Linked DNA regions of Mus musculus: regions 2 and 3 are each linked to region 1. Evidence: chromatin loops called from intact Hi-C (ENCODE). Cell type or tissue: left cerebral cortex. All regions are shown on one strand. Links, peaks and the distances in the headings refer to the core of each region. The heading gives the core; the rest is flanking DNA.

Region 1 (5,765 bases), core at 242-5,241:
TGCAGTTGGAGACCACACTCCGCCCCACCATCCAGAACTGAAGCCCAAATGGAGGGGAGCAGAGCAGGAACCCAAGGGCTACAATAAATACTGGGAAAAAGAGTGAAGAGCTACCCCAGGATGTTGAGGAAAGACAAAAGACAGGGGAAAGGCAAAAGGCAGGGTTGAGACAGCCACCTGAGGACCAGCTCAATCTAAAGGCAAAGCAGGAATGGGGGCGGGGACGGGGACGGGGACGGGGGCTGGGGGTGCTCAGCTGCTCAGGATCGAGGTGAGAGGCTTAGAGAGGAGCAGTCTGTGCTGAGCTCTAGGGCATCTGTGAGCGGGGCCCCTCCCACCCATCAGCACCAGCTAGGAAGCTCACCTGTACAGGTGGGGCTCTTCGTGTCCACACAGGCCTTTGCCTTAGGTAGGAAGTTCCGTGTCTATTTTGGGCCACCAGCCGCCCCAAGTAGTGGTTATTCGTTCACGGGCAGGACAGAGCTTCCAGCCTGACCTCTGGAAAGGAGATCGCTAACAGTTGCTGAGACTTATGATCCCCCCGCCCCCCACCATACACACACACACACACACACACACACACACACACACACACACACACACACCTTCGTAGCCACAGGCCACTAGAGTCAGAATGTGTCACTTCCCACAGAAGCAGTGACTAGGAGCAGCTGTTAAAGGTGGTGGACCCTCCTTAAGGCTTCCCTCCCAGCCCCCGGGTTCTATCCCTCAGAAGCCTGGGGCCACCCCGCAATACAATCTTACAGTCATAGCTTCACCTTTCAAAGAAAGATATTTAAAGATGTGGGAAGAAAGGGGGAGGGAACGGGACAAGGGGCCGCTCGGGCTTTGGCGGACTGATTTCTTTTCGTGGGGGCAGGGAGGGGTGGTCTTCCTCTGTTTCACCCCCACCCCCCAAAAAAACCGCCAGCGACTGAAAACTGGTTTTGGATTTTAGATTTTTCTAATTTCAGATCAACGAGATTATGTGTTTACAGTCATCTCGAGTCAAATCAAATCTAAACATGGGGAGTTATTGTAGATTCGTGGGGTGAAGAAGTGGGGGGGGGAGCTTTGAGTCACATGACTTTTATGCGGCAGAAACTTAATGAGAAACACACCACATTCCCAGAACCCTCTTTCTAGTCTGGGCTCCCGCAGAGATAAAAGGTCACAAGAAGAGATGGAGGGAGCGGGCAGGAGCCTGTGGAGCCGGGAGGCGCTGTTTGACTGGAAAGTAGGCCCAAATTTCATCCGAGCTGCTATCGGCTGATAGTCTAACTGATTATTTTCTTTGAATGCCAGATGTGAAGAGCCTTCATAAAGGAACCTCAAACATCATCCATTTAAAAACAAATCGACCCAAGCAGTATGCATTGTGGCACAAAAGGGAACTTTGCAATTCCAGACTGTAGGGAAAGCCGAGCAGCCAGGCTGGGAGAGAGGCCCGGCTGAGACTGCATCCCACTGCTGCCCCCTGCAGGCCGTGAGCCACAGAGCAACCGAGGGAACCGGGCGGCTCGCCCTGGGTCAGCAGATGCAGTCGGAGCCTGGAAGGATGGCTGCAGAGTTCTGGGCTGGGCGTCTGCACACGCACAGCCTCTTACGATCACTAACGCTGCAAGGTGGAGACCTCAACCGCTTTTACAGGAGAGAAATTGCATAAGTCTGTGAACTGAGGGTCGTTATCAGGAAGCTGGCTTATCCAGCCCTCCTCCACACTTCAGTGTCTCTTCCATGGGCCTGTGTCCAAGGATCTCCATCTCAAGGCTCCTGTGTCCAAGCTAAAGCCAATGCACCCAAGAGGAATCTGGCCCGATGCCCCAGCCATGTGCATGCAACTACACTGAGGATACTAACCCCTCCCCCGCACACTGTACTTCTGGAGACAGGCTTCATCCCTAAAACATCTTAAACTGCCAAGCCAGAGTTCAAAAAGACTTGCAGAGCTAAGAACATCGGAGCCACCTCTGATTCCAGCGTCCTACTCCTCTGCATTTGTATGCAAGCACGCACCGCCCTGGCTGTTCATTTTTACATCCAGAGACTGACTGTATACACCGTGCACAGTCCTGGGTGCACTACAGGTCACTATCAGTCACTGGGGCCCAGTAACCTCTAGGGCTGGGCCTGGCAAGGCCGTTCCAAGTGAAGCACCGTGAAGTCAATGTGGGGCCCGCGGCAGCCAGGCCCCGCTCTGCGCTCTCCGGTCCTGCTTCCAGAGACACTGTATGAGATTGGTCTAAGGCTTGTCGTGCCTCCTGAGTATTTCTTCCTTTGCTGAGAACCCTTAAAGGGCACCAGCCTCATCTCTCATCACGACTCCTAGTCCGGTGAGCTGGGAGTCGATCTGCTCCCTCCCATCACAAGGCCTTTGCCCCAGGTTCCTCTATGGCTGTCTGACCTGTCAGTCAAGTCCTTCTCCACACACTGTTTCTCCCTTCCCCCATGCCCCACCCCTGCATTCCTCCAGTGCCCACTGACCTCTCGTCACTACACCTCTGGCCACCTTCCTGTCCTCAGTGCTCTGGAAAGCATTCAGCAAATATTTGGCCACTGTTCCGCAAACGACTTCTCATGTACAAATAATCCCTAGTGGTCAGGGACTGCTCGAGACCCCACCTGTGTGTCTGTTTGCTTTGGGATTGTCTCAGACGTTTCCTTCAGTAACACGCCTTCCTCGGGGCTAGAGACAGAGGCTATTTTAGCCCAGTGTTAGTTGGTCATAATGACCTGTGGCCAGTCCAGGGAGGAGGCAAGGCCAGCGACTCCACAGGTTTTCCCTATCTCTAGGAAAAACTCTCCTATTACCAGCCTGGGCCGGCATCTGAGCACCACCTAGTGGCAGGTGTTGGTCATGGCATCCACTTTGCCGGCCCTTCCACAGCCTTTTCGGATAAAACGAACACTTGAAAAAGTTCCACAATACCTCGTCCTTGAGAATCGTAAGGAAGCCCAGTAATATGGGTAACATTAAACTGTTGACAAAACATGTCAAATGCTTGACTGAACAGCCAGTTCCATTATCTGTTTTAGTATGATTTGGAACACCAAGCATAGAAAAATAATGCAGGCAATGGCTAATTACAGTTTTAGTTGCTTCTCCTGTTAAAACAGTTGCATCTAGAAAGCCTGAAAAGGTGTCAATAGTCACATGTGCATATTTTATTTTTCTAAAGTCAGAAATATGAGTATCTATTTGCAGTAATTGATTAAGTATAAGTCCTTGGGAATTAACACCATTATGTGGTACATGTAGGAATTGAGGAGACTGAGAACGTCTTTACAATTTGACGTGCACATTCAACAAAAATACCAAATTATCATCTCAAGCCATTACTAGTTTGATGAGGAAAGAACGAGATTATATGGCCAATTGTTCTTGTGTAAGGCTTATAATCTGCCTGGGGTACAAATCTGCTGTGGCACTGCCTTCAGGGGTCTTGTCCAGGCAGTCCAGGATGAGTTCTTAAATGTCCAAAGGCAGTCCTTTAAAGGAACAGTACTTTCTCTTAACTTGAGTTGTATATGCATAAACAATTGCAAACTTTGAGAATTAGCAGTATCTAAAAAAAGGAACAATTTCAAGCAATTGTAAGCCCATATATATATATATATATATATATATATATATATATATATATATACACATAATCAGTATACAAATTAAAAGCTTGAGTTTTCAACACTTTGAAAACACTGACTATAGCACGTAGTTCAATTATCTGTGCTGAAGTAGAGGGAAACTCGAAAATCATGAGAATAAACATGTGACCCAATCACGTATACTTCTCTCCCACAGAAGGGCTGTTTATAAATACAGTAGATACATTCTTTATGGGATACATGCATACATTTACAGGGACTACAAAAGCATGCATACAAGAAAAATTTAACAACTTGTCTTTTGGATAATGATTGCCAATTTTACCTAAAAAGTTTGCTATGCAGTAGGCCAAATATCAATATTCTTTTTTTTTTAAAGATTTATTTATTTATTTATTATATGTAAGTAAACTGTAGCTGTCCTCAGACACTCCAGAAGAGGGAGTCAGATCTCGTTATGAAGATGGTTGTGAGCCACCATGTGGTTGCTGGGATTTGAACTCCTGACCTTCGGAAGAGCAGTCGGGTGCTCTTACCCACTGAGCCATCTCACCAGCCCTCAATATTCTTTAATAACCAATTTAATTGCTATTTGAAACAAGGAATAGATGTCTCATCGGGTTTTTTAAGACATTCTCTCCAAAATATTTTCATGATTCTATCCTACAATTCTTTATTAACCCCACAATGGCTTCATAATAGGATTTTAAAACTTTACTTGGAGGTGAAGAAAGGTGAATCCACATTAATGCTCTCTTTTGCCAAAGAATTGCTGTGGGCACATTGAGTAACAATAACTAGAATAAGCAGCTAACAATTGATAACAGAATCTTCCTCTACTTTCTGCAAAGCTATCCTGCCTCTCACCAGTTAATTTGCATCTCCCTTGACAACATCCCACAAAGGCTTAAGTCCTCCTGTGGGGAGCTGAAGGTGAGGTCTTAGCCAATTAACATCTCCTGGAGCCTTATGAAAATAATTTGAAGTAAGCAAATCATCTTTTCTTTCTTGAATTTTCTGTACCACAATTTTTCTAGGATATAACTGAGGCCCCAAGTATTGAGAAAGATATTTCTTCTGAATCTTTTCTGGAGCAACAACTATTCCCCCAAACTTTAAAGCTCGTTGTATAAGAGCAAAGGTTTGTAGTAACATCCCACCAGAGTGATCAGCTAATAAATATTCTCCATATAATAAACAATATACACTGAAAGATTCACAGTCCTAGCTTCTAGGCAATTTTTTTAAAAATATAATGTAAGGCTATTCGCCATTCCTAGACGCAAAACTTTCCAGTGATTACAAGCTCCCTAGAAGCAAACCCTTTATAATTATCAGGATACAGAGGGAAAAAAACAACCTTCCAAATTCATAATTCTACATGGAGTAGGCAGGCCGGATTGCAATGCCTTCAGAAGTTACACAGCCTCAATGACCTTTCATAAATCGTAAGTTTAAACTTTATTTTGAACAACACCTGGATTGGTCTGTAATAATGTTGTTTTGGCTTAAAAATAATTCCTGGAGGTGGAGGCGAGGTGAGGCCCCCAAAACTTCCCTAAGCAGGGTTTGCAAAATAAAAGAAATGCCACACAAGCCTGGCTGAAGCTGCTCTGAGCTTTGCATTATCTCAAATGTAAATATTTCTTAGTCTGAGCATATTGATAACCCCTCCTGCAGTGAGGACAGGTTCCAGGGGAGCAATTCTACTGTCTGTCTATGCCTCTAATTTTTGGACAGTCTTTCCTAAGATGATTTATACTTAAAATATTCCTTATAACCTTGGCGCTATGAAAGCATTGCTTGTACTGTAGTCCCCTGCAAGGCAGCAACCATAGCCAAACCCTGATTATACGAGGGTCCAATTTCTGCACAAAGATCTGCACAAATATCTAGATAAGTCTGTCTTGCTTTGTATGGCTGGATGGCCGCAGCAAGCTGCATTAGCACTCTCATAAGACAATTGTGTAACAAAAGGAACCCCTGCTTGAGGGTCTCTGAAAATTCTACTCGCTCTTTTTAGTAGCCTACCCACAAACTCCTAGTCCATCGGGAGCCTGTTTGATAACAAATAAATTCTCACTGAGATCTCTTTTCCAAACTTGGGGGGTTAAATTTTGCTTCTACCACTGTATCCAATAAAGGTTGTGTAGAAGGAG
Region 2 (5,765 bases), core at 569-5,568, 610 kb before region 1:
TCAGCACCAGTCTGATTTCTTCATGGCCTATGACCCGTGTGTGCAGTGTCTTCAGCCACAGGGTCTGATGGGCAAGCGAGAGCAGGGCTAAACAGACACTTTATCGTGTGAAAGGTCTCAGGAACATGGACAGGAACGTTTCTAATGCATGTGTGCATATATTAATTTCAATACTCATGAGACTTCTGACCTTCTTTTTGGATTTTCTGGGAAATGATAAGTAAGAATTGAATCATCACATTTTTGTTTATGTACACAAACATTCTTGGTCTGTCTGTGTTGAGCCCCAGTGTTCCTGTCACCGGGGGACTGCCACATCCAGAGTCACTTTTTGCTAAATATCTCACAGCAGGTAATTTTTACAGGATGCACTTTCTAACTTCTCACGTGAACCGTGAGTTCCTCTCCTGTGTTTGTGGCTCTGCCCGACTCTGCTGTCCACGGTTGCTTGGGCAGGCGGGCACCTGGACTCCGTTCTCAGAGCATCGGAAGGCGTGGGAGTCTGAATGCAGTGTCTCCAGAGCCTCGCCAGCCATTGTATTCAATGCTCTATTAGATGAAGAAATGCAGAGAGAGACTTGGGGATTGAAGGATCTGCCCAGGCACTGTAAGAGCAGGTTCCTGAAGCAGAAAAAAAAATGCAATTTAAAACAAGCCTCTTTTGTAGTGCCACTGTTTGAGGGAGAGTTGAAGGTCCAGTCTTTAAGAATATGCTAACAAGTGGGTAATAAGGCTCTCTTGCTCTCTATTTTCATAGGCTCAGAATTGTAGTATTCATGTGAGGGTCTTTGTGCTGTAATTTTTAGATGATTACAATATCCAAGAGACCCAGCTTTAATAACATGACAAAGTTAACTTGGCTTCATTGAGAAACATTTCTCGGATGAGCAGGTGTGTGCTGTTCCCACGAGTATCACTGGGGTAGGCAAGATGGCTGAGCAGGAAGAGGTGCTTGCTACCAAGACTGACAACCCGAGTTTAATGCCCAGGACCCGTGTAGTGGAAAGAGAGAGCTGATTCCTGAAAGTTGTCCTTTGGCCCCCACTTGTACACTTGTACACTTGCACTTGTATGTGCACCCCTGATATATAGTAAATAGATGTAAAATAAATACGTATCATTTATACCCCCGTAGGGCTCTCCACAGCCCTGTGGCAGCCTGGAATCTGGGTGAGGCAATAGATTTCCCTCCATCCTCCTCAAGTTCTCTGTGTGCTGGGGAGAGAGGGAGGAAAGGCCGACGGTTCCGTGTCTGGGGAGAGGGGGAGGAAAGGTCGACGGTTCCATGTCTGGGGAGAGGGGGAGGAAAGGCCGACGGTTCCATGTCTGGGGAGAGAGGGAGGAAAGGCAGAAGGTTCCGTGTCTGGGGAGCGAGGGAGGAAAGGCAGAAGGTTCTGTGTCTGGGGAGAGGGGGAGGAAAGGCAGAAGGTTCCGTGTCTGGGGAGAGAGGGAGGAAAGGCAGAAGGTTCCGTGTCTGGGGAGAGGGGGAGGAAAGGCAGAAGGTTCTGTGTCTTTTTTGGCCACAGGGTCCTGCCCTGGCATAAGGCAGCCGATGCAGCAGTAGAAATGGCTCCCTGCTGGGCTCTGCAGGGTGTGAGGCTCCATGTGTGGTCAGGAAGGGGGGACCAGAGGCCAGGCCTGCAGTGTGGACATGACACATGGATACGTTGTCCTTGGGGACTCCAACATTTTCACACGCATGCACGCGCACACACACACATGCACACAGACACACACACATGCACACACGCATGTATGTGCACACACGTGCATGTGTGTATCTGTGTGGGTTCACAGGTATGGAGGTCAGAGGAAAACTTGCTGGAGTTAGCTCTCTCCACTACTGGGGATCTAGTGCAGCTCATCAGACCTAGTAGCCGCTGAGCCATCTTGCCAGTCCTCTTTGACTTGAGGAGAGCTAACTGAAATTAAAATGGTAAAACCAATACTTTGGGGAGTTGTGAAAAACCTCAGTCATTCAAAGCAAAGGAACCCATTCTCAGTTAGGCGGAGTGCATGGAGCAAGTGTTCCTAGCAAGAAAGGCCGGACGCGGCGCAGGTGCAGGTGGACACCACCCTTCCCTTTCTGTGGCTCTCGGGCTGATAAGGGAGAAGCCAGGAAGCAAACGTTCCTGAAGGGGACCATCTTAGTCAGAGCCTCCCAGCCATGGTGCGGTGGGAATGAGACTGACCTGCCAGGGCAGTGCACTGAGGGCCGCTGGGGGCTGCGTGGAGGTGGATTGCAATTACTTCCTGGTCCATTGGGGGGTGTGGTGGGATGGGAATAGTGGAGATGGCCATCTGGATGACAGAACTGGCTTAAACTCTACCAGCACAGTTGTCTGATCCATTTGTTCCCTCCAGCAACAGAGGGCTCTGATGTCATTAGCCTGCTACCTGCTGGCCCAGTGGAGCCCCAGAGGTTCTGGGTGGCCTCTGCTCTTGGTGGCCTTGGCTCTTGAGTGTCAGTTAGACACTCAACAGAGGCAGTTTCCAGGGAGCATGAGCAGAGAGGCCAGTGCTGCTGAGCACAGACTTGTTTCCCATCTCACAGAGGCAGCCCAGGCTCCTCATGACCACGCCTGCCCTCTGGTGGCCACTCAGGGGAAGCACTGGAGTCTGGACAATGTGTTCTCATTGAAGAGCTCCATCCACCCTGCTTCCATTTGCTGTCTATTTAAATATTCAAATGCAGGTCTGCTGTAAGCTTCTGACCCACTGGCACGGCTCTGTCCCACAGTCCATTTCTGTCTAATGTAATATATGTGTGTTATTCCAAGGTTGTGGGTCTCAAGGATTCCTCTCTCCATGGTCTTTGAGGGCCCCCTTGTGGGAGGTTAGCCAAGATGCAACCTCCATGCACACAGGCAGAGAGGTACTCTGCTTGGCTTGGTTTTATGAATACATTATTTTTGAAAAACAATTATCTGTAATTGGTGCTTGGATCGACCCAGTTCCTGGGCACTTGAGGTGAGTGGCATGCTTATGAGCTGTGTCCTGGACTCCCACACCATTCCAGCTGTGCAGAGGTCACTGCTGCACCTTGCCCCATGTTATATAACAGTGTATATACTATTATATATTACATGCTGCACCCTGCCCCATGTTATACAACAGTATTTATACCATTACATATTATATGCTGCACCCTGTCCCTTGTTATGTAACAGTATATATACCATTACATATTATATGCTGCACCCTGCCCCTTGTTATGTAACAGTATATATACCATTATATATTATACATAATAGTAACGGCCAGTGCATTGCTGCATTTCATTTTATCCCAGTGTCAACCATGCAGCTTGCTTCTGATTGCCACATGGAGAAGGGCTGTGGAAGGATGATTGACAAGGCCTGGGCTGGCTCCTGACATTAGAACTCTCCACAGGCCATATGCAATATATCCCTTGTCGGAAGTCAGTTCTAGTAGCATCTTGGCACTCATCAGTGATCAGCAGGCGGATGGGGTGGGGTCTCCAAAACCCAAAGGGTTGGACATCCGTATTGTGGTAGGCAGTACATGGTGCAATAAGTTCTTTTACTTTAAATTTTTTTGTTATTTAGTTTTATTTGTGTGTTCATCTCCCTGTTTGTATGTGGACCACCTGCATGCAATGCCATCTTAGGCCAGAAGAGGGCATCAGATTCCATGGACTGGAGTTACAGGTAGCTATGAGCCACCTGATGTGGGTGCTGAGAACCAAACCTGGGTCCTCTGCAAAAGCAACAAGTGTTTTTAACCACTGAGCCATCTCTCCAGCCACCTCCCTTTATTTGGAAGGAAGATTCTTGTGTACTCCATACTGTGGGTCTCTTGAGGTTACTGCCAGTGCCACACAACATGAGCCTTTTCAAGGTCTGCCTCTCACTGTCTGCCATGTGGCAGAGTCCGGCTCAGGTGCAGCTAGCAGAGCATCACCAACACAATGGGACAGATTGGTGTCCTGTGTGTGACCAGACAATCCAGGGTCCTTCTGGGTAGGCACAGCAGGAGACCTGACAGGGAGGCAACCGGGAAGTTTACTGTCAGTATCTCCCACTTCATCTCTGGCCTGAAAAGGCTGGGCCCTTCAGAGCCCTTCAGGCTGGTGCCCCCCAGGCCCACTTCTGTAGGATGCGTCTGAGGGTGGCACAGAAGGCTGCACCCAGGGGCAGCCCAGCATTTCCAGCTGCCTCAACTTCCAGGCCAGTGTTTCTTCACTTTGGTGGCTTGTTAGAGTTCTGGGTACTCAGAACAATTCTGTCAAGGATGTTCCCAGACTAGGACAGACTCCTTGGAAGTAGATGCAGGCACTTACAGATTTGAAAACTCATGGTCCTACTACGTGGGCCAAATGAGCCCAGCACAGTGCCCTAGGAGCCCGGGATCACCAGACAGCTGGCTACAGTGCACATTATCACACCTTAAGACAGGATGTGGTTTTGTGAATTTTTGGTGACTCCCATGTGGGCTGAGGGAGGCTCTGGAGATCTGAGCCTCTGACCCCAGGAACCGGCCAGCCTCACTGTCCCTTGTCCCTGGCTCAGTCCCGGTCATGGAGGGAGAGGTTCTAAGTGTGCATGTGCATTTGCTGTTGACTCCTGTTTGGTTATATTCTCAGGGGGGTGGGGAGGGACGATGACAGACAGCAGACAGACGGACATTTCCTCACTGTTTCCTTTAACACCGAAGAGCCCTTGTTTCTTGGTGCCCTCTCTTACACACTGGCCCTTTTCTTATGGACATCTTGATGTGGACGGTCCATTTGATAGCACACTAAGGACAAGCCCTGGGGTTTGTCTCTGGTTCCCTTTCAGAAGCCATTTCAAAGTCAGTCACCAAGATTCACCACCATTCACCTGAGTTAAAGCTTGCTGTGTGTGCTAAGTTGCCTGGTTTCCTATTTTTTCTCTCTCTGTCTGTCTGCCCCATTTTGGTCTTTGAAACTTCTTTCTTTTTTTTTCTTTTTCTTTTTTCTTTTTACCAGCTCTGTCATGAGTCTATCAGATTTATCTAACATTAAATAATCCCAATAGGAGGACATTTAAATTATTTTGCCTGGAAATGGGCAAAGGGATTTCAACACAGCCAGTCTCTTCATTTACATGGCAAGGTTCAGCACTACACAGTGTTCAAAAGGTGTTTTTATTATTTATTTTGCTATGTGGTCTCAGATGTGAATTCAAGAGGACCCTGAGACAGACTGCTGGGGGTTTGGAGTTTATTAGAAGTTATTAATGGCATGGGCAGACAGACAGACAGACAGGCAGACAGACAGCAGTGTGTTGACACTCTGAGAACAGTTTAGCCCTAGCACCAGAGACATAGCTGTGGCTTTGAGGAGAGGAATTAGGACCCACATGACAGAGTGGGTCTCTTCCCATCTGGTTCTGAGGGTGGGGAGGCTTGATAGCACAAGCCTGCTGCGGGGCTCTCAGATTTCCAGGTAGGGAAAAGGGGGCTGGAGGCAGCATGTGTGGCCACCAGTGCCCCTTGGTGTTGTCTCAGTAGGAGCCTGTGCTGTCTGTCTGTGAGGGGAAGTGCTGTGGCCAGGGCAGCAGCTGGGCTCTGACATCGCCTTCTTTCCTGTATGTGTGTGAGCCCGTGTGGCATGAGCGCAGAGGGCCCCTTCAGGGGTCACGTGACGTGCAGGCAGGCAGGTGTGAGAGCGGCTCACCCATCTCACCTCTCTACTCTGCTTTGTGATTGTACCTCCGTTAATAGGAACATGTTTTCCTCCTTGTTACTGTCCATTCACGCCCTCCATTTGTTCCTTTTTA
Region 3 (5,765 bases), core at 569-5,568, 640 kb before region 1:
GCTGGGAGTCTCACTGAGGGTCCACACGTGCTAGGCACGCACTGGCATTAGCAAGGGTTTTGCTGGGTGTGGTGGTGCCTTTCATCCCAGCAGGGCAGACCTGGTCTACACAGGAGCTCCAGGCCAACCAAGGCTACATAGTGAGACCTTTTCTCAAAGAACTGAAAATGGGAAGAAGAAAGGAACTTATGTGGCTACCCAGCGACTCTCTGCCTGTGCAGTGAATGTCACCACCATGTGCACACCCCGGCTGTGTGCAGTCTGTGATGTAACTTAACAGTCAGGGCAGGCTCAGAGTGGCTGATGTGAGCCCAGGATGGTGGCAGCAGCAGCAACAGGGTGGATGAACCGGCAGGTCATGGGGATGAGCAGGCAAAAAGTAAACGCTTTTTTGAGGGCCTCGTGGCTGGGCTGCCTGGGGAAGATGTCATTAAGGTGGATCTTCCTACAGTTAATTGAGAGAGACCCTCACGGATCTTCCTCGAGGCTCATATCATAATTTGTACCAGATCCAGCTAGGTGGACAACCTAGGCTAGCCATCGCTCACCTACACAGACATACCCATACCTAGCCTTGTTTCCTGGTTGCACTTTGATGACTGTTGACAGATTTGCTAATTGCTATGATAATATTTGAAAGCAAAGGCTGGCAGAATGAATTCTGTTTTTTGTTTTTTTTGTTTTTATTAAAGATTTATTTATTTATTATATGTAAGTACACTGTAGCTGTCTTCAGACACTCCAGAAGAGGGTGTCAGATCTTGTTACAGATGGTTGTGAGCCACCATGTGGTTGCTGGGATTTGAACTCCGGACCTTCGGAAGAGCAGTCGGGTGCTCTTACCCACTGAGCCATCTCACCAGCCCGAATTCTATGTTTAATATTCAAACTACTGTATCATCACAGACCTGCAAATGAAAGCCAGAATGATGTGCCCAGTAGTCACCATGTTGTGGGAACTCAAAACTCCACACAACTATAAATGTTGCGGGGAGCACTGGGGAGCAGTGGCTCCCACGGACTGCTGGTGGGAATGCAAGTGGGTGTGGCTGTTCTGGAAGACCTGCTATTTCTCCCAGGGCTGAAGACATCTTTCCCTGCGATCCCATAGCCTCTGTCTGCTATCCCCCTGCTCTGGGTCCCTCGTGGCATGTGAAGGCACGTGCACTCGTGGCCTGTGGAGGCATGTGTACCTGCAGTGTTGTCTGTACCAACCTCACACTTATCAGAATGGATAGAGTGGGGATGCTCACTCCACGAGGCACCAGCAGCACTGACAAGAACAAGCCACAGTCTGGGCTGGAGTGAAGCTCGTGGGTAGTGCTCGTCATGGACATGAGTGGGCAGAACCATGAAGTGACCCATCTGGGTACCGAGGAGTGCCCAGAGGCTGTGGCTGCTCTTGCCCACAGGCCCAGCTCCTCTAGAGAGCTTGTTTCAGGGTTCCATCTGGGAGCTCAGCTATCCACACACTTGCCTGAAGCCTGGTCCTTTTCTATGGGGAAGGTCCTCTCCTTTGACAGAGGCTTCAGGAGGGAGGAAGGGGAAGGGGGCACCCTCCTTGCCAGCCAGGTCAGCCAAATCAACCCTAGCCATCAGTGAGGTGACAGATGCCGCAGCCAGGTCCGTCCTCACATCTCAGTTCCCCTTTGAGATGTCTGCAGGTAGATGTCACAGGAATCTGAAGACGAGGACCCCCTTGTGACATGATTGGGGGAAACTAGGAAGCTTCCTTTATTCCCATGGAGTCTTGTGCTAGGGACTTCCTGGGTCTTGGTTATCAGAAGTTCCCCACTGAAGGGATTCCCTGGGGTCTGTTCAGGGAACATCTTGAGTCACCTGGGACCTGGCCATCATCACCCCTGTGATGGGCTTGCCTCACTCCTCCTCCATACACGTGGCTTGTCATCTCAGTGCTTGCTCTTGCCATTGCCTATGAGAAGCCCTTGGCCATCAGTTCCTGGGCCACACTGTGGCCACTCCCCCAGGCTTAGGCCACGCCCCCGAGGTGCAGGCTGCGCCCCAGGCTCCTCCTCCTTCAGCTCTGCAGCTTTGCTTTTCTGCGTTTATTAGGATGAGATGCAGGGACCTGGGAAACACTGTTTTTCTCACTTCCTGTTTTACAACTTTATTTTTGTGTGTAGTGTATGTGTTTGTACATGTACATGTTATGTACACATGTGTGTGTGTGTAAGGGCCAGGGGTTGATGTCCTGTATCTTCCACTGTCCCGCCCTACCTTACCTTCGCAGACGGGGGTCTCTCACTGACTGTCTGGACCGGTTGGCCAGTAGCTTGGGAGTTTATACCTGTGGGGGTTTGAATAGGTTTGGCCCCATAGATTCATGTGTTTGAATGCTTGGCCATAGAGAGTGGCACTATCAGGAGGTGTGGCCTTACTGGAGGAAGTGTGTCCCTATGTACGTGGGCTTTGAGGCCTTCTATGCTCAGGCTCCGCCCAGTGTGGAAGATGGTCTCCTCCTGGCTGCCTTAGGATCAAGATATAGACCTACCTCTCTACTCCTCCAGCCCCAAGTCTGCCCGGAAACTGCCATGTTTCCTGCCATGACAATAGCGAACTAAACATCAGAAACTATAAGCCAGCCTCAATTAAATGTTTTCCTTTATAAGAGTCACTTGGCCATGGGGTCTCTTCACAGCATTGGCCACCCTACCTAAGACAGGACCCAAGCCTGACTTTGTACCTCCAGTGCTAGGGTCGCAGAAATGCGTGACTGTGTTTAACTCTTATGTGGGTGTTATGGATCTGATCTCGGGTCCACACCCTTGTGTAGCAGATAATTTTCTCATTGAGCTGTCTCTCCTCCCCCCATATTTTACAACTTTGGCAAAAATAAAAAATACTGTATGCAGTTACAATGTGTTACAAGGTCAGGCTGAGCACACTCCATACCTGGTCACTGTGACACAGCTGTCCCCAGTTGTCAGAGACAACCCAGGAAACCTCAGTGCTCCTGACCTGCCATGTGCCCTGCAGATCAGCTGTTTCTAGGGAACAGCTTCCCTAAGGAGCTGTTTCTAAGGCTCTCTTGCTCTCTACTTTCACAGGCTCAGAATGGTAGTGTTCATGGGAGGGTCTTTGTGCTGTAATTTTTAGATGATTACAATATCCAAGAGACACAGCTTTAATAACATGACAAAGTTAACTTGTCTGATTATAGTCCTGAACTTGACAGAAAGAAATTGTGAATTGTGTGTGTGTGTGTGTGTGTGTGTGTGTGTGTGTGTACCTGTACTTTAAAAAAAAAAAAAAAGACAGTCTCTCTATGTATCCCTGGCTCACCTGGAGCTTCTATGTAGACGAGGCTGGCCTCGAACTCACAGAGATCTGCCTGCCTTCTCCTTCCAAGTGCAGGGATTAAAGATTTGTGCCATTATGCCAGGTTCTGTGTACATTTTAAATTTTATTTCTTTCATGTACTTTAAAATACTTTTGTTATAAGAAATTGGCTATGTCAATTTCAATAGCCACTAGGTGGCAGTCAAACACTGAAGAAAACGTGGTAGATTTGGCAGTCTGTCTTCAGCCTGGTGGCCTCTGGCTTGGCAGGCACAGGTACGGGGTGTTTGTTTGTTTTTGTTTTGGTTTTTTTTTTTTTTTTTTTTTTTTTTTTTGGTTTTTGGTTTTTGGAGACAGGGTTTCTCTGTATAGCCCTGGCTGTCCTGGAACTCACTCTGTAGACCAGGCTGGCCTCGAACTCAGAAATCCGCCTGCCTCTGCCTCCCAAGTGCTGGGATTAAAGGTGTACACCACCACGCCCGGCTACAGGTACGGGTTTTGTCTTCTCACAGTGTCTGGAAGTTTCTCCTCAGTATCATCTGGCAGTTGCACTGGTCACAGTTTCCATTTGAAGGTTAATTCCTGGCGGCCTTTCTAGAAAAGGGCAGACGGCGGCTGGTGTGATTTGTGGGGATGCTGCTGCTGGACCTCAGACTTAGAACTCCTGGGTCAGGTCTCTAGAACTCGCTCTGACCTACCTGGCTTCCTCTTACCTCATCTTTGCTGCCAGCACAGCGCTGGCCGAGCTTCCACTGTGAATGTACGAGCATTTTTCTTTGGTGTTTTAATTGAATTTCCTCAGAATACAACTGTTTAATATGCTGACAGGGTGAGTCCTTGGGGGTCTCATGTGTAACAGCTCTCAGTCCTGGGGTGCCTTCCATGGGTTTAGTCCCAGGAAAGCAGTGGATGCCTTAGGATGCTGAAAATGTATGTGACTGTGAGCCTCTAAACCAACGGCCCAGGCTAACCCTTTCACTGACGTTTTTCTACACTGGAAGATGTCAAACATAAGAGTCAGGTGTGTAGGCTGGCGCTGTTCTCTCAGTCATGGTCAGTTCTTGGCCAACCTTTGATCCCTTCTCCCTGCTGCTGCTTCTCCTCTGTCTCCCTGCTTCTCCTTTGTCTCCCTGCTGGTCCTTCTCCTCTGTCTCCCAGCTGCTGCTTCTCCTCTGTCTCCCTGCTGCTCCTACACTTTCCCTGCTGCTTCTTCTCCTGTCTCCCTGCTTCTCCTCTGTCTCCCTGCTGCTCCTTCTCCTCTGTCTCCCAGCTGCTGCTTCTCCTCTGTCTCCCTGCTGCTCCTACTGTTTCCCTGCTGCTTCTTCTCCGGTCTCCCTGCTTCTCCACTGTCTCCCTGCTGTTCCTTCTCCTCTGTCTCCCAGCTGCTGCTTCTCCTCTGTCTCCCTGCTGCTCCTACTGTTTCCCTGCTGCTTCTTCTCCTGTCTCCCTGCTTCTCCTCTGTCTCCCTGCTGTTCCTTCTCCTCTGTCTCCCAGCTGCTGCTTCTCCTCTGTCTCCCTGCTGCTCCTACTGTTTCCCTGCTGCTTCTTCTCCTGTCTCCCTGCTGCTCCTTCTCCTCTGTCTTCCAGCTGCTGTCTCCCTGCTGCTCCTTCTCCTCTGTCTCCCAGCTGCTGCTTCTCCTCTGTCTCCCTGCTGCTCCTACTGTTTCCCTGCGGCTTCTTCTCCTGTCTCCCTGCTTCTCCTCTGTCTCCCTGCTGCTCCTTCTCCTCTGTCTCCCAGCTGCTGCTTCTCCTCTGTCTCCCTGCTGCTCCTACTGTTTCCCTGCTGCTTCTTCTCCTGTCTCCCTGCTTCTCCTCTGTCTCCCTGCTGCTCCTTCTCCTCTGTCTCCCAGCTGCTGCTTCTCCTCTGTCTCCCTGCTGCTCCTACTGTTTCCCTGCTGCTGCTTCTCCTGTCTCCCTGCTTCTCCTCTGTCTCCCTGCTGCTCCTACTGTTTCCCTGCTGCTTCTTCTCCTGTCTCCCTGCTTCTCCTCTGTCTCCCAGCTGCTGCTTCTCCTCTGTCTCCCAGCTGCTGCTTCTCCTCTGTCTCCCTGCTGCTCCTACTGTTTCGCTGCTGCTTCTTCTCCTGTCTCCCTGCTTCTCCTCTGTCTCCCTGCTGCTCCTTCTCCTCTGTCTCCCAGCTGCTGTTTCTCCTCTGTCTCCCTGCTGCTCCTTCTGTTTCCTTGCTGCTTCTTCTCCTGTCTCCCTGCTGCTCCTACTGTTTCCCTGCTGCTTCTTCTCCTGTCTCCCTGCTTCTCCTCTGTCTCCCTGCTGCTCCTTCTCCTCTGTCTCCCAGCTGCTGCTTCTCTTCTGTCTCCCTGCTGCTCCTACTGTTTCCCTGCTGCTTCTTCTCCTGTCTCCCTGCTTCTCCTCTGTCTCCCTGCTGCTCCTACACTTTCCCTGCTGCTTCTTCTCCTGTCTCCCTGCTTCTCCTCTGTCTCCCTGCTGCTCCTTCTCCTCTGTCTCCCAG

Evidence for each region. A loop is a pair of places that touch in the nucleus more often than their neighbours do. Peaks named below come from ENCODE experiments on the same cell type or tissue, not always from the same donor. Only the 100,000 strongest peaks of a DNase experiment are listed, where the experiment ranks them.
Region 2: it touches region 1 in a loop (4-fold over the local background); 12 of 42 quality-filtered maps call a loop at or near these places.
Region 3: a loop joins it to region 1, with 11 times the contacts of the local background. A loop is called at or near these places in 15 of 42 quality-filtered maps.

What each region holds. Positions count from the first base shown.
Region 1 is chr9:120,598,709-120,604,473 of GRCm38, reverse strand. It overlaps Gm34323 (a long non-coding RNA gene), which reads right to left and starts at 2,604. Exons shown (of 3, transcript XR_003948277.1): 1 at 2,485-2,604; 2 at 365-498. RefSeq lists an enhancer at 1-2,565. In left cerebral cortex, for the core only: CTCF peaks have their summits at 1,478 (motif pointing left) and 2,837 (motif pointing left); DNase peaks (open chromatin) are centred at 1,471, 1,835 and 2,832; H3K4me3 peaks cover 258 bases.
Region 2 is chr9:121,212,617-121,218,381 of GRCm38, reverse strand. All of the region lies in intron 17 of Ulk4 (unc-51-like kinase 4), which reads left to right. Among named protein-coding and RNA genes, the nearest start is that of Gm34735, 55 kb to the left of the region's middle. In left cerebral cortex, for the core only: CTCF peaks have their summits at 2,607 (motif pointing left) and 3,600 (motif pointing right); DNase peaks (open chromatin) are centred at 1,409 and 2,591.
Region 3 is chr9:121,238,208-121,243,972 of GRCm38, reverse strand. All of the region lies in intron 17 of Ulk4 (unc-51-like kinase 4), which reads left to right. Among named protein-coding and RNA genes, the nearest start is that of Gm34735, 29 kb to the left of the region's middle. In left cerebral cortex, for the core only: a CTCF peak has its summit at 3,490 (motif pointing right); a DNase peak (open chromatin) is centred at 3,502.